Regions from separate parts of the Mus musculus genome. Here region 1 is linked to region 2. Evidence: chromatin loops called from intact Hi-C (ENCODE). Cell type or tissue: heart. All regions are shown on one strand.

What was found. Peaks named below come from ENCODE experiments on the same cell type or tissue, not always from the same donor. Only the 100,000 strongest peaks of a DNase experiment are listed, where the experiment ranks them.
Region 1: it touches region 2 in a loop (2.0-fold over the local background); 2 of 42 quality-filtered maps call a loop at or near these places.

What each region holds. Positions count from the first base shown.
Region 1 is chr15:37,425,046-37,433,045 of GRCm38, forward strand. All of the region lies in intron 1 of Ncald (neurocalcin delta), which reads right to left. 4930447A16Rik (RIKEN cDNA 4930447A16 gene) reads left to right here and starts at 509. Exons shown (of 4, transcript NM_029113.1): 1 at 509-768; 2 at 4,745-4,811. The coding sequence starts at 573. Gm15941 (predicted gene 15941) reads right to left here and starts at 7,619. Exons shown (of 3, transcript NR_045283.1): 1 at 7,369-7,619; 2 at 2,350-2,420. In heart, a CTCF peak has its summit at 4,238; a DNase peak (open chromatin) is centred at 7,656; H3K27ac peaks cover 501 bases.
Region 2 is chr15:37,371,120-37,379,119 of GRCm38, forward strand. Ncald (neurocalcin delta) reads right to left here. Exons shown (of 4, transcript NM_001170868.1): 3 at 997-1,102. Among named protein-coding and RNA genes, the nearest start is that of 4930447A16Rik, 50 kb to the right of the region's middle. In heart, no CTCF peak of the experiment used is centred here; DNase peaks (open chromatin) are centred at 3,572 and 4,072.

The DNA of each region.
Region 1 (8,000 bases), 54 kb after region 2:
AAATTATGCATAGCCAAAAGATGGGAACATCCCCATAGTCAACAGGAAGTGCACCGAAAAAAGGTGGCTTAGATACACAATGACATACTATATCCTAAAACGAATAAACGTGTGATTCACACTTCAACATAGAGAGACCCTGACAGCATCCCACTGCTTAACAGGAGCCAAGAGGTTCAATATTGCATGGCCACATTCACCTGCAGCACCTACAGTGGACTAGTTCTTACAGAGTAAGAGGGTTCACCGAGCGCCTGGAGACCGGGATTGAGTGGGGTCTCCATACTTTATGGGCACAGAGGCTCAGTTTGGGGTGACAAAATAATGAATGCTATGAGTGTGAGAGGCACCATTTCACACAGAAAATTCTCATGCTATGTGTATGAGATGAAGGAGGGAGGAACCCACTCTATAGAAGAAAACTCAGAATTCTCTCAGGCTTCCCAGAATCCACCTGACAGAACTGGGGCAGAACTCCTCCCTGTGACATCAAAGCCAATGGAAACCAGGCTCTTCCCAAGCCCTGGCAGAGAACAGCCCTGAGAGCTGGCTTAATCTAGACTGTGGGGATCATGACTAGTTTTATTTATTCAGGAAGACAGGGAGCCTTGCGTTGGGGAGGATGCACAGTCCCACGGGCCTTGAGAGCTTTGCATCAGTCAGAGACGCAACAATCCTGTGGCATCCTTCATGCAATAATTTATGACCATGAATATTATTTATTTCTGAATTGGAGCTATAAATTCACCAGGGATTTCTGGCAAAGAGGTAATCTTCTCCAAACAAGGGCCTGTGGTGGAGGACAGACTATATCTGAGCACTTACTCATCTCTATCCTGAGTGTAAAGAGAAGTGTCTGCCTGACCACACTGTACCACTGTAAGCAGGTTTTCTTAAGTAGCTTTGAAAACGTATTCATTTTCTTGATCTTTAAAATGATTCTTGCTAATAATACAAAATATATAATATGTATATATTATATAATTACATATAATTATATATAGTGTAAATATAATATATTATGCATAATATATTGATATATAATATATCATATACACAATATAATATGTGCTGTATATTTGTATTATATATACATATATTTCATCCATAAAATAATACAACTGCCAGCTTTAGTGAGAAGTAAATGGGAAGAGCACAATTTTAAATGTGCTTATTTATTCCTAATGATTACAAAAATAACTAAAATATTCTGGCGGTTGTAGCCATGGAGAGAGTGTTACCTCTAAGATGGAGAACCAACAATGTTGATGATGTAGAACTAGGCAGAAGGAAGACAGAAATGGATGACCTTAGTTAGAATCTAGACATTCACTGTTGATCTTTTTTTTCCCCCCTATAAATGAAGCTGTAACAGGTTAGTGGCACAGAGTGTCTGAAGGTGAGAGTGGTTTTCAGTCTAGCAAGCCAGAAAAAAGCTTCAATCTATCAGAAGTCACAGCAAGTGACCCCTCCAGAGTCCGCAGGTGACATGAAACCCTAGCAGAGCTTTGTGTCACCTGTCCTTCGGAGTTGTGCTTGGTCATCCTCAGATCCAGAATTCTCTTTGCTTTTTATTTTATTTTTTTTGAAACAGGGCCTCTCTCTCCATAGAGCCTGAACTCAGAGATTCACCTGCCTCTGCTCTAGAGTACAGGGATTAAAGGCGTGAGCTACCACACCTGGTAATTGAGAGTTTAAACTGTATTTTAAGTAAGTGAAGTGACAGCTGAGGTTGTAGCCCTGGTGGGTTTTGTGGTGGGAAGAGGGAGCTGAGGTGAGGAGCCCTGGATTGGTCAGACACAGCCTCCAGTGGGCAGGAGACAGTATTCAGGTGCATAATTACAGTGTGAGCTGCGGAGAAGAGCTAGGATTCTCATTAATAGTCCACTCACACTAAATTTTTTAAAAAATAATTGGGATTCATTTTAAGAGTATATTTTATTTAACCAAAGTGTATCTAACAGCGTTATTATTTCAACATGGCGCTGCTTAGAAAAATCATTATGAGAATCTTGATAAAATTGATAAATATTTGCAACTTAGTATATATTTTATGATACAATCTAATTTGGGCTAGCCACATATCATATAACATATGTGACCAAATTGGACATAGGAAATAGTAAGAAGCACAACTTAACCAATCCTGGAAACCATTCCCTCTGTCCTTCACTCTGTGAGATGATATTCCATGTAGTAGTTAAGACAGTAAGGCCATCCCCTCTTTTCAGTTGACAGTATGGTATGGGTAGAGAGGAATCCAGACAATGCCCTAAACACCCTAACCACCAACAGTAACATAAAGTCTTTCTTTTGTGAGGTTAGTTACAACACACGGAGTGCTATTACCCAATGTCCTTTCTGGATTCTCCTTGGCACGGTCCTCTCCTTGGTCCTCTTTTGTGCTTCTAGTATGATCCCTAGAATAGGAACCACAGCTAAGATCTCTCGCCCCTTCTATGCCAGGAACCACTGAACGTCTGTTGACAGTATCTTGTTTAATTTCTGCATTTACAATAGCACCAGGCAGTCCTATAGGAATTATTTTGGTCCGTTTATGCAGATATACCCAAAACAAAACAAAACTCATAAACTTGGCAGTTTATCAACAACAAATCCATTCCCTATAGTCCCAGAAGCTAAGAGGTCAAAGACTATGGTATTAGCAGAAATGAGAGGGAGGAAGCAGGCCTGTTTGTCTAGTACTCAGGAGGCCAATGCTGGTATAGAAAGAGTTCCTTCCAGGACTCAAAGTGGGAGGCTGAGCAGCTGTCTGAACCCTGGCATGTTGCTCTCAGCAGAGAGAGTTCTTACCACCATGGTACAGTAGTTTGAACAGAGCATATGGTTCACTCAATGGCTGAGTTATCAACCAGTCAATCAACAAAGCAACCCAAGTGAGTAGACTAAGTGCCTTATGGAAGCACAGGTCAGTGCCCTGATACAACGGTCAAGTTGTCTTCACCCAGGCTGCTCTGCCATGCTCTGTGAGTACCATTTGTTTGGCACTTGCTAAACCTCACCTCTAATGGTTGCTGGCAATTGCCTTGTGTATGGCTCCTCTCTCTTCAATCATGTAAGCATTGGGTGGCATAGCTTGCTCCCTCCCCCAGCTTCCCTAGTAACCAGAATAATTTATTATTCACAATTATTGGCTCAGTCGATTCTAGCCCCTGGTTTCCTTTCTGCCTACACCTGTGCCCTGGTTTTATTTTTACAGTACTCCTTTTGTTCTAAAAGTATTCCAATTTGGATGATAAATTATGCATCATGTTTATCGCATAGACAAGCCCTCAGCTTGGCCTGCTCAGCTATGCCCTGTTAGCTACACCCGGAACAGCTGCCTTTGGAAAACAATGGGCCTGGCAGCCATCGGTCCTGATGCCCAATGTGGAACACAGAGAACTTTCTCATGAAGCACACTACCCATGATGCATCTCTCTAGGCTCTTGGCTCTACCATCCCCCACCAGCCTCTTCCCTTCCGTCCAAATCACTCCTTCCTTCATTGTTCCCACAGCTCTTGCCAGCTGCATCCTACATCCTCAGGTGACTCAGGACATAAAGTAAAATTTTCTTTCACCAGTGAAAATATACGGTGGTGACAGGTTCTCTAAGGTCAGATGATAGTGTGAGCTCAGACGGTACCACCAATAGGATGGGAAAAAGCAAAGCAAAACAAACAAACAAACAAACCAATCTCCAAACACACTATGTGTATGGAGGTTTCTAACAGTTGGGACCTACCAGGCTTGGGAAAACTCAGTTTCAAGATCTGTTATCTTGAGAATTTTATAGAAAGTCTGGTCCACTGTTTGAAGGAAGGGACCTGGTGGGAAATAGCCCCTTGGGTGGTAAATGTATAAGAGGCCTGGAATCAGCCCAGCTGGGGCCGCCCTGCTTGCTTCCAGAGCAGGATAGGCGTGGTTCCCAGCAGCACAGGACTGTACTGGGGTCCTGTAAATAGCGCCACTGTGAGGCGGTGAGGAGCAAATATAGCCTAGAATTGTAAAACCTCCGAGGAGGAAATTGGGAAAGCCCTGGAGAGTCATGAATAAGAAAAACACTTAAAGAGAGAGCCACTGCTGCCTTTGATTGTGCTAATCTCTGTGGCCTAATTTATTGAGATAGCGCCAACATATATGGGGTTATCTCTTCTGAACACAGACACTGGCTTGCCTGCTAATACGGTGTATGGGATTGCTACAGAATTAACTAAAACAAGGATGCAACTTTCTTTGTGCCCAGTATGTGGCATGCTTCTTCAATGTGCACCCAATATGGGCTACACTGAAGGAGATTTCCTATTCAGAATCTAGCTCAATACACATGGAGTGTTTTGTTTCAGGATTATTAAATTTATCCCATTAGAAACTCTCCCATGCAATAAAGGATTGGCGCTGACTCACCCCGACAATAAATTAGCCTACAGTCCACAGCTGTCTTTCCAATAAATGTGCCTCTGGTAGTTTCTGGAAAGATCAGCACAGTCAGAGGCAATGGCAGCCCCAACTCTTAGTTTCTGTCTTTTCCTTCGGATCATGAACAACCTCTTTCCAATTAATGCCAGTGCCCCTTTCCCATCTCGTTTCCTGCTGGTTCCATGTCAACATTTACACATCCCACTCACGCCTGCTGTTTACCTGCGATGGCCTACACGCTCTCATCAAACAGCACTTTTATTATACCATTTTTCCTCTTTTCCATGATTCATGCCGTCTCTGATAACATTTCCTTTTCAACAGGAAAAGCTACTTTCCGAAGTCAAACGCCAGTCTCCATTTTACAAAAAGAACGGACTGACCACTCAAGGTAAGCTGTAAGAATCCTTTCCAAAGCTGCTGGTCCCTTTGTCGTCACGGCTTAACTTTTAGAATCTCTCTGGAAGTAACTCTGGTTCATGCCCTGACCTCTCTCTCACAGAGCTGAAGAGAGGCATGCCACCTTCTCACCTGCAGCTCCCTTTCCCAGAGGACGAGGAAGCACAGAGGCGACTGGGAAGAAGAGGCTGTCTTCCTCCCGCACCTGATGAAACTGAGTCCCAGCATCCCCAGGGTTACTTCCTATGTCAGGCTATTACACATGTTTTCTTTCTCTATGACTCCACTTCTAAATGGTGCCCAGGTTTAATTTTTTTAAAATACACGTTTTCTGTTTTGAGATTATAATTATATCATTTTCCTCTTTCCCCTTTCTCCCTTCCACTTCTGCTCCCAATTCAAATTCAATTTATCGATTTATCTATCTCTTGCTCAATCCGTAGAATATTACTTGTATGTTTATGTTTTTAGGGCTTACTCTTTTATTTAAGACAGGGTCTCAGTATAGCTGTGAACTTGCTATGTAGACCAGGCTGGCCTCAAACTCAGAACTCCTCCTGCCTCTGACTCCTGAGTGCTGGGATTGAAGGCGTGTGGCACCGCACCCCAGAAAACTTTTATTATACCATTTTTCCTCTCTCTAGTCACGATGATTGGCCTCACCTTTATTTACAGGCTGGCACAGCTGGGACTCGGCAGGCCTGCCATGTGCTCTGGGCACCTCTTCTCTAATACCTTCCTCATTTCCAAACCAGCAACTCTCCCAAGCGACCAGAGCAGATTTTTCAAAACCTTCTCTTTGCTCACAGGCACAGCTAACTCACCATTGTTTTCAGGGTCAATCCGACCTTATCAGTGACTTTACAATCTGGTCCAACTTGCCTTTCAAAGCATTTGAGCCTCTCACCATTCACTCCTGCCCTGACCATAGAGGGGCAGACTTGCTAGCTAGGCCCCTAAGCCCCTCACCCTCACTGAGTCTCCTCTGGTGCTTCAGTCTACCCTGTCCCTGACACTAACTCCCAAGGAACCTGCATCAGGGCAGAATGTCACTGAGCAGCATGTCCTAGATGTCAGCTATGGCCCTGAACCCTTTCTGTGACGTTCCGCTCTCTTTGAAAGGCATTAGCCCACTCAGTAGCAGGAAGATCCAGCTTTAGCCCAGGCCTGCACCAAGCACCAGGTGTCCTGACTCACCTGCACCAAGCACCAGGTGTCCTGACTCACCTGCACCAAGCACCAGGTGTCCTGACTCACCTGCACCACAGCATCTGTTTCTCTCAGTTGTCTCTCACTTGGTGCGTGCGCCTGCCGTGCCTTGAACTGCTACACCAGTGCTTGCAGACTTCCTCCATGGTTACAGATGGATGGGCCTTCATGAGACTGTGCACTCCACAGTACAAGTGGTTTGCATGCAACCGGGTCCAGCACAGTGCTGACATGCAGGGTGCACAATTGTTATTTTGGAATTTGAATGTACACATCCAAGAGATGCAATCGGGAGAGTTCGATGTAACTCTGAACCCAAGAGTTGAGTCCCATGTAGATGTCGGGGCTCTTTTACTAGAAAGTACAATTCCATCGGCTCCAGTAGATGTCAGGGAAGCGACACCTCCATTTCTGTCTCTAACCTTCTCTACAGGTTAATATTTACAGCACACTTACAGGAATCTGGTTTTATAGTATTTATGGCAACCATCTGCAAATCAGCCAGCCAAACACACGGGCAGTAACCTCCCACATCCTCAACAACACCATTGCTTAATCTGAAATGCTTCTCGGAAGACAAAGAAGCATTCATAAAATGAAACAGTAGTGAATACTACTAGTAATGAGAAAGGTTTACAGCAACACGTCTAGCTGATTTACATGGTATTGCTATGCCAATGGCTGGGAGCAGTTCTCACAAAGATGCTCGCTGAAGCCCATGCCCCGAGTCAGAGTGGCCCTCAGTGTGTTTAAAGACAAGGGTACCAAGGGAGAGAGAAGAGTAGAAGGAAAAAGAGGGAATGGAGATGGAAGAGGAGGAGAAAGGAGAGGGAGAGGAGGAGGGGGAGGAGGTAAGAGGAGGGCATAGGTTGGGAGGAGGGATAGAGACTGCCCTAAATCTCTTGACATATAGAAGGGGATGACATTGGCAATAAAAGGGAGACGTGACACTATATTACTTTCTGGAAATGTTCACCTGAACTGAAGGAAGCTCTCAAGTGCGCGAATGGAGACTTGCCTGCCTTGTGGGCAGAGAAGCGATGCTTCCCTTTCTTCTCTTGCCTCAATCCAACCACACGACCAAGGGTTCAGGAAACCAAAGTTCTAAACCTACATAGACATCCCCGAAGAAGACCCCACCCCCTCCAAATAAATAAATAAGCCGCACCTGGATTTCACATGGCATTTCCAGGGTGACAGCCATTCCACATGACACATGCTAACTGTGAGAGAAGTGTACCATTGATGGGGCAAATTGGGAGTGAGCTGGGCCACATTCCTGTAGAAGTTAGGCCAGCAGTTGCTCTCCCTTGGAATTCAACTGAGAGCTGATTCCACACCTGATTTCTGATGCAGAGGTTCCCAAGGTGACACCAGATTCCCAGGGGTGGCTTCAAATCAAGAAGGCGGCCAATCGCAGAACCAGTCTGTGGCTATGAGGAGATGTCCCAAGGACTGTTGAGTGACACCACACAGACCGGGCCCTGAAACAGAACAGCTCATCCTAGCTCTCCATGCAGAACACCCCGGCTATTGACAATCTGTCACGCCAAGAACACATAGCCTGAATTTTCCACTCCTCCCACGCAGCTTGGCTGGCCTGGCTAGCAACGGGTTTTATTTTTACAATGATTATCACCCTGCAGCATTACCTCCTGGCCGAGGGGCTCAGAGGCAGCTGGAAACAAGAGCCAGCTGGGAGCCCGGCAGAGCAGTGGCCAGGGATCAGAGCCTCCTGTGCTGGGAAGGGGGAAAGCACTGGCCAGAGGCCATGCTGCTGACTATTCTGGGAAAGACAGATGCTGAGGAGCGGGCAGGGATCTTATTCGCCCTAGGGGCAATACAAACTGACCTTTGGATGGGAGTGACCGAGGCTCCTGGGGCAGCGCCTATCTTAACCAGCAATGACTTGCTCCTTTGGCTACATGGAGAAAGTGCCCAAATCAGTGAACTTCCAGTATGAGTACTGGCT
Region 2 (8,000 bases):
GAGCCAGTTCAGGGAACTGTGACCTCTGTTGTGCATATATGTGGTTCGAATAAATTCACACAGGTATGCAAGGACATGCCCATAAATAGTAAATACGTGTTTGTTTAAAGAGCTGTGAAGCCTTGGACAGCATGGGTCAGCCTTGACTGAGCACTGAAGACTTGGGTACCATTTCTGGATAACATTTCAAGATTCGGCAAGAAAAATAAGGATGCTAAATTAACTTTGAATTTCAACTGAATAACAAGCAACTCCTTAGCATAAATATGTCCCAAATATTGCATGCAGACATAGATATGCCAAAAAGAAGCCATTATTTCTCAATTGCTTGGGCCTCCTGTATCCTACTTGGCAGCCTGACATGCAGAACTCCTATTTATTTACTTATTTCATAGATAAGGGTTCCTTATGTAGCCCAGGCTGCCCTCAAGCTTGTGGTTGTCCTGAGTCACCATACCAGACTTGTCTATTTTGTTTGAAGTACAACTTTCCTTTCCACTTGGCTTGCACATCTGCTAGTTACATTTTGCTTTGGGACAGCACCCTCTACTCAATAGTAACCTGCTGACCACTCACTCCAACCCTCTACTTGCTTCCCACTACTTGGGGGTTTCACTTGGACTCAGCATCTTGGAGCATGCTCATACGACCTCTCAAGCAGGTTGGGATGAAAGCTGTTGGGGTTGGTAAGAAGCATTGAGCCTTTTGACATACTCCAACTACACACTGGATCCAGCCTTCTGGGGAAGGCCTATCCTGACTCAATGGCTTCTTGGGTCCTTTTATTTCTGCTTCAGAGGAGCCATGCTATTCTGAGGAAGGAGTAGAGATAACATGGGAGGATAGAAGGGCCTAGAAAATAAGGCTTTCCCCTGAGACTGGGACCAGCTCCAGAGTCCACATGCTTCTGTTCCTTTGTGCCCAGGTGGCTCTCACAGATCACACCCATGGCTGACATCCAGCAGCCTGGCCCACACAAAGCCCTCAGCCTCTTACCATCTCTATTGGTATCCATCTGGCGGAAGATCTTTTCTGTCCTTTTCTCTGGGGTTGATTCATCTTCAGGCATTTTCATGACAGAGGAAACCATTTTGTAGATCGCCTAGGGACAGAAGCAAAGGGCAGTGATATGGAAACACAGTTCATCTCAACCGTAGCTCTTTCAAATGCTAGAGTAGAGGGAAGGTAGCTGTGCTCTGCTGGAGCTGGGCCTGTCTCAGGGCTTTTTGTATAGGACAGGATGTGGCAGTGGTAGCGGTTATTTTGTTACATCATACTATGCACCTTATGTTTCAACTCTTGTCTAAGGTATTGGACCTATTTAGAACATTTAAAAAGTACAAAGTTTAATTCTAGTTTTTATAAGCTGCTATTACAAACTATTTAGGATAATTATGTGATGCAAGTTAATAGTTAATCAGTCAAACTTATGGTCTTGTTAGATGTTAGTCTACTACAAAAATATGTTTCTAAAGTTGAACAGGTAGTAAATAGCTAGAAACAAGCAACATTTGCCTATTCAGATATACCATAGATAGATGGTCTTCAAAAACCTCAGAGACCTACAGAATTTGGCTTCTAAAGACGTTTTTATTAATTTAAGGCTTTTGGGGGAACAATGAGATATGTCAGTTCCTGGCAGCACCCCCATTTGACGTCAAAGAAGATGATGAGTATCAAAGAATCTCTTTATGGACTTCGCTTCAAATATGACAAACTGCCACTAGACAAAAATCTCCCATTGCTTCAACTGAAGACAAAATGCTGTCCAAACTGTACAAATGAAACCCAGGAAAGTCAACTGCTGAGCTTTGAAAAGACAAGGTAGTCAGTCTTTCATAATTCCTGCTTCACAAAAAGGATTGTCAGATATTCTGGGCCAGAAGGCTGAAAATACTCTAACATTATAGAGAAACTTGGGGGGAACTGTCCAGGCAGCCAACTCTCTCTGTCATTTCTATAGTTTTGGAAGCTGCTTGCCTATACTTCTTGCATATTTAGGTAATATTTATTCCTTCTCAAGTCTCTAAAGGGGTTGAAGACTAGATAGTTAAAGTCTGAAATATAAGTTTGAGTTGTTTAATACTTAGATAAATGTTTTAAGGTCTATGCAGTTATGATAAGAATGATTTAGATACAAAATCTCAACTCTCCAAGATAGGATAGATAATAGAATACTTTCTACAGAGTTGCCAAATACATCTGGATTTGATTTTATGAATGTAATTCTTACCTGATAGTTTTCATAATTGTTTCATAATTGTTATTATTGTTTATAGTTTATTATAATAAGATAAAGATCCTTTTATGAGACTAAAAGAGGGAATTGTAGAGAAAACCTCTTGTATACTAAATAGATGCAGCACTGTCAATAAAATGCTGATTGGCCTATAAGCTTAGCCAGGAAATGTAAGGTGGGACATCCAGTAAGGAGATGGAATTGTGGGACAGAGCCAGAGATGAAGGAGCTTGGGACCATGGGGGAGGGCAGAGATGGGAGGTTAGCAGAGGTAACTAGCCAGGAGGTAGAAAGTAGATTAGAATAACTGGGATATTGAGTTATGACCTACTGGGGAACCAAAATCTATGACCAAGGTGTTTGTCAACATATTTTGAGTGTCAGAGCTGTTATTCCAGGAGGCTGGCACTGGGAAGAAAAACCTCAGCGTATATACAGAGCTCTTGCCGAACTCCAGGGCTACTCCACAGTGAGTCACTGGAGAACAGTCAAGGCCAGCATCTTGGCCCTGTTTAAGGTGATGGCTGTCAGCCACATCCAGCTTTCCTGAAACATGCTCACCAAAGTGTCTCTGCAGTCAAGAATGGAGTCATAATTAGTCCTGGACCCTGTTGACTGTTCTCTCAAACCTCCTTAGCTATAGGCTAAGCTGGTGGACACAGAGGTAGTTCTCTTTCTAAAAGTGGGAAAGCAGAGGCCCTGAGAGTGCCAAGATTTCCTACTAACTCTAGACTGAGGCAAGGTGGGACCAGTGGCAACACACACACACGTGCACATGCACACACACACATACACACACAAACAAACACTGGACTGAGAACAACTTTATGTTTTATGAGTTCATAAGCTGAGGAATCTCAATAGCAACAGTGTCTGGACCTCAGCAGTTCACCCTGGCACAGTCTCTTTCCAGGGCAAGCATCAGTCTATCTCAGGACTTGTAGCGGTGTCAATTGAGGAGTGTTTATAGACAAATGAGGGATTTCCTTTTGCCAGAAGACTTAAGCAAACTATAGCTGTCTTTCTTCAATCTCTTTCTGACCCAGCTGTTTCTCTGCTGAGTCTGTTTTGTCTCTGAAAGGTTCCTTCCTGGCTTGTGTTTGTGACTGGCCCAGGAGTGTCTTGCAAACAGATGTTCTCCTGAGACTTCTGTCAAGCTCCCACAGCTTGCTCAATATGTACACACTTGGCTTTCCTGGATCTGTGGCTTCATTCCCTCCTTTCTCATCTGAGTGTTCAACTGCCCACCCCCAAGCCCTGCTCGTGTACTGAGGACAGATGGAAACGTGACCCTCCCACAGGAAGCTGCCGATGCCCCTCCTCCTGTCATCTCAACGTGTGATACCTCTTCTTCTGCACAAACAAATGGGTCCATTGCAACCTCTTCAGAATCACTTCATTCTACTTAACCTCAAACTATGGTTGGCCAAGACACCTCCTTCCTTGACTGGAAGCCACGTCTGGCTACTCATCCAGTCACTGGCTACTGCAAGGTCTTGCGTAGCACCAGTTTAGAGAACTTGTTCCAGAGTGACTGTCCCCACCCCAGCTGTCCTCTCTCAGATTCCTTCTCTCTGATTTCTTCTACCCTGCCCCTCTGCATGAAGTTCCCTCTTGGCCCTCACAGGTTTTGTTTCTTCCCTGTGTAAATGTGTATCTTGACATATAATTTAACATCCGTGTAACCCCTCTAAAGGTTCTGAATCTACCAACAGCTGTAGCCTCTCCCCTTTGACACGAGTGAATGCTCTGTGGGAATGTATCCTGCAGACAAATATAGGGACGTGAGATTTGGAAGCTCATCCACAGACACGCCCCCTTGACGTCTAAACCCCTCCTCTCGGATTATTCGCTCCCCAGTTCCCAGCTCACTTGCTCACCAGACCTTTTCTGTTTGAGTCGGATACACCAGAAACTGTGACTTGCCCTTGCCTCTGTCCTCAGGGACGACACTGGAATAAAGGGGAGGATGAGCCCAAGAGCACCGTGGAAGGTGCACAGATGCATAGGAGACTGTGTGGTACAGTAAGAAGATGTCGTGTAAGGCCTTGTAACGAGGGTTAGTTAGGGCAGGCTTCCCCCAGGGCCGACTGTGGAGCAAAACATGGGGGGAAAGGCCAGGCCTTAGAAAGAAAAGCAGTTGGCAGGTTCAACCTCACACACCTCACCCACCCTCTAGAAAGGAACCTGGGTGACACCACACGGCACCCACCTTCCGTGTCTACCTTTTGGATGGGTACAGGTACCCCAGCAATGACTTATAGCTGTTATGAAAGCTCTCCCTCCATTCTCTTCAGTGATTCCATTGATGCTTTAAGAACTCAGCGCCTAAATGAAATCCCCCTTCTTGGGACTTCAACGGCAACCACCAGTAACAATACGCGGATGTCAGTCCATTAACACTTCTGTCTGAGCTGAGGCTCGAAAGATGAAGCAAACACAGGGGCGTGATGGGAGAGCAGCCCTGCACCTGGGCTGTCAGGATAAAGGAATAGAAACGGTTGGGAGAAATGGGACCATCCTACAAGCAGCTCCCTCTCCATACCACCAGGCCCAAGAACAGAATTTCGGAAGCCTCCTGTCTTAGTCAGCGTTTCTATTCCTGCACAAACATCATGACCAAGAAGCAGTTGGGGAGGAAAGGGTTTATTCAGCTTACACTTTCCACATTGCTGTTGATCATCAAAGGATTCAGGACTGGAACTCAAGCAGGCCATGGAGGGATGTTACTTACTGGCTTGCTTCCCCTGGCTTGCTCAGACTGCTCTCTTATAGAACCCAAGACTACCAGCCCAGGGATGGCACCATCCACAAGGGGACCTCCCCACTTGATCACTAATTGAGAAAATGCCTTGCAGCTGGATCTCATGGAGGCATTTCCCCAACTGAAGCTCCTTTCTCTGTGATAACTCCAGCCTGTGTGTCAAATTGACACAAAACTAGCCAGTACAATTGACCCCTTGTCAACTTGACACACAAACACATCACTAGTAAGCCTCAACCCTTAGTTTCTTATTCATCCCCAAGATCTAAACAACTTTAAAAGTCCCACAGTCTTTACATATTAAAAGTTCAATCCTTTAAAAATCCAATATCTTTTAAAATTCAAAGTTTCTTAACTGTGGGCTCCACTAAAATATTTTCTTCCTTCAAGAGGGAAAAATATCAGGGCACAGTCACAATCAAAAGCAAAAATTAAACTCCAACTGTCCAATGTCTGGGATCCAACTCACAATCTTCTGGGCTCCTCCAAGGGCTTGGGTCACTTCTCCAGCCCTGTCCTTTGTAGCACACAGCTTGTTTTCTAGGCTCTAGATGCCTATACTCCACTGCTGCTGCTGTTCTTGGTGGTCATCTCATGATACTGGCATCTCCAAAAAGCTGCTGTCTTCCACTGTAACTAGGCTTCACCAACAGCCTCTCATAGGTTCTCTTCATGGTCCCAAGCCTCAACTCCTCTGCATGATCCCTTCTGTCCTGGGCCATCAATTGCAACTGAGGCTGCACCTTCACCAATGGCCTTCCATGGCCTCTCAGAGTGCTGAGCCTCAGCTGCTCTGCGTGACCCCTTCATGTCTTTAAAACCAGTACCACCTGGGTAACTCTTACACATTACCAAGTCTAGCGACAGCACAAGATACAACCTTGGCTATCTCTGGAACACAGCCTCTGTGCTCTCAGAAAACACTTCCCAGAAGATGTCACCTCAATGATGCTGATCTCTTCTTAATCACCGCCAATTTCTTAGCTCCAGCTTACCAGCATCAATAGTCCTAGTAATACAAAGGGTTTGCTTTAGTAGTTCTGGTATCTTGTTAATCACAGCTGATTCTTCAGCCCCAGCTAACCAGAACCACAGAATCTTCACAATCAAATTAGCAACAGCCCTGAAAAAGAGTCTTTAATTTTCCCTCCGAAATTTCACAAACCAGGCCTCCATCTTCTGCACTGTACTCAACATTATCTTCCAAGCTCCTACACAACATTCGACAGAGCTCTTAACACCGAATGGATCTTCTAGCCTAATGTTCCCAAGTCCTTCCACAGTCCTCCCAAAAACATGGTCAGGCTGTCACAGGAATACCCCACTATGCTGGTACCAATTTGTCTTAGTCAGGGTTTCTGTTCCTGCACAAACATCATGACCAAGAAGCAAGTTGGGGAGGAAAGGGTTTATTCAGCTTACACTTCCATATTGCTGTTCATCACCAAAGTCAGGACTGAAACTCAAGCAAGCCAGTAAGAAACATCCCTCCATGGCTTCTGCATCAGCTCCTGCTTCCTGCCCTGCTTGAGTTCCAGTCCTGACTTCCTTTGGTGATGAACAGCAATGTGGAAGTGTAAGCTGAATAAACCCTTTCCTCCCTAACTTGCTTCTTGGTCATGATGTTTGTGCAGGAATAGAAACCCTGACTAAGACACCTCCCAAGACTGCATAGCCAGCAGCTGCAAACTGGGTACATGGATGTGTGGAAGGTGAGACTTCCTTTAAAAGGCTCGCCTTTCCAGATGGCTTTGTTATGGCAATTAGATCAGATTAGATTTGTTCTTTGCATCAATTAGCCAATAGGATTAGTGGACTCTTTTCCAAGCCAAGTTTCTACTGTAGTTGGCACCAAGGTAGTGCACCTCTGTGACGCCTGGTCCGAGTGGTGCCCGTCTCACAAGCCCACCCTTGAGGAAAGCTGCTCCTCTTCCCTTCCCCAGAGTAGGAACAACTAACACTGACCACTGCTGAGCTTCAGTCTAGGGCTGGAGAGCCTAGAGAGACGAGACACAGCCCCAGGCAGTCTCTGGGGCAAATCATGTCTTTTATTAGCATCATTTCTCCCAAACTTAGTGGGATTGAACCTTGGAGGAAACAAGCTACTTCCGCATCTTATTTTTAGCAGTGTCAGGATCTCCCAGCAGGGCCTGGCAGAGTTGGCCTGTTTTTAATTAAGCTACAAGGGTCCTGTTGTTGTTCTTTGGGACACTCAGAAATCCAGCTGGGGTTGTTCCCTGCTAGGCTCAGAGCAGTTCCTCATTGTGGCTAGATGCCTCCTTCTTTGTGGTCCTTCCTCCCCATCTCTCTCCCTTTCCTCTTCCCTCCCTCCATTTATCCCTCCTTCCTTCCTAAAGGAGCAACGTTTTGGATGCTCACAGGAAAGAATCCCATCTGATAGACAGGTTTGTGGCCAACTGAGAAGAGGCACAGTTTTGAGAGTCAAGTCATTTTCTCTGAAGGAAACTGAAGTGACTCTTTCCACCAGAAAATTTAGGATCTTCCTAAATCCTAAATCAGATATTCAGGGCTCTCTGATAGCAGACTAAGTCAAAGAAACTGAGCAGTGATGTCTGTTTGTGGATCATAGCTAAAAAACAGCACCCTGCTTAGAAAGATTTATATACCAGAATAAGAGTCAATGAAAATTTTTTTGGAGATATTTTTAAATTTCAAACAGTGCATACATGTCTGGAATGATACAAATCATCTCTCAGGTTCAGTTGGAAAGATAAAATAAATGGTGTCCTTCTCGGTGTTCTGTTACTGACAAAAGAGCTGCACTCACACCCCCCTTTCATTACTTTTTATTATTTAAAAGGTTTTAATTTATGTCTATAAGTGTTTGCCTGATGATCATGGAAGCCAGAAGATGGTGTCAGATCTCTTGGAACTTGAGTTACAGAATACTGTGAGTTGCCATGTGGGGACTGGAAATCCACCTGTATCCTCTGGAAAAGCAGCCAGACTCTTACCCAGTCAGCCATTTCTTCAGCC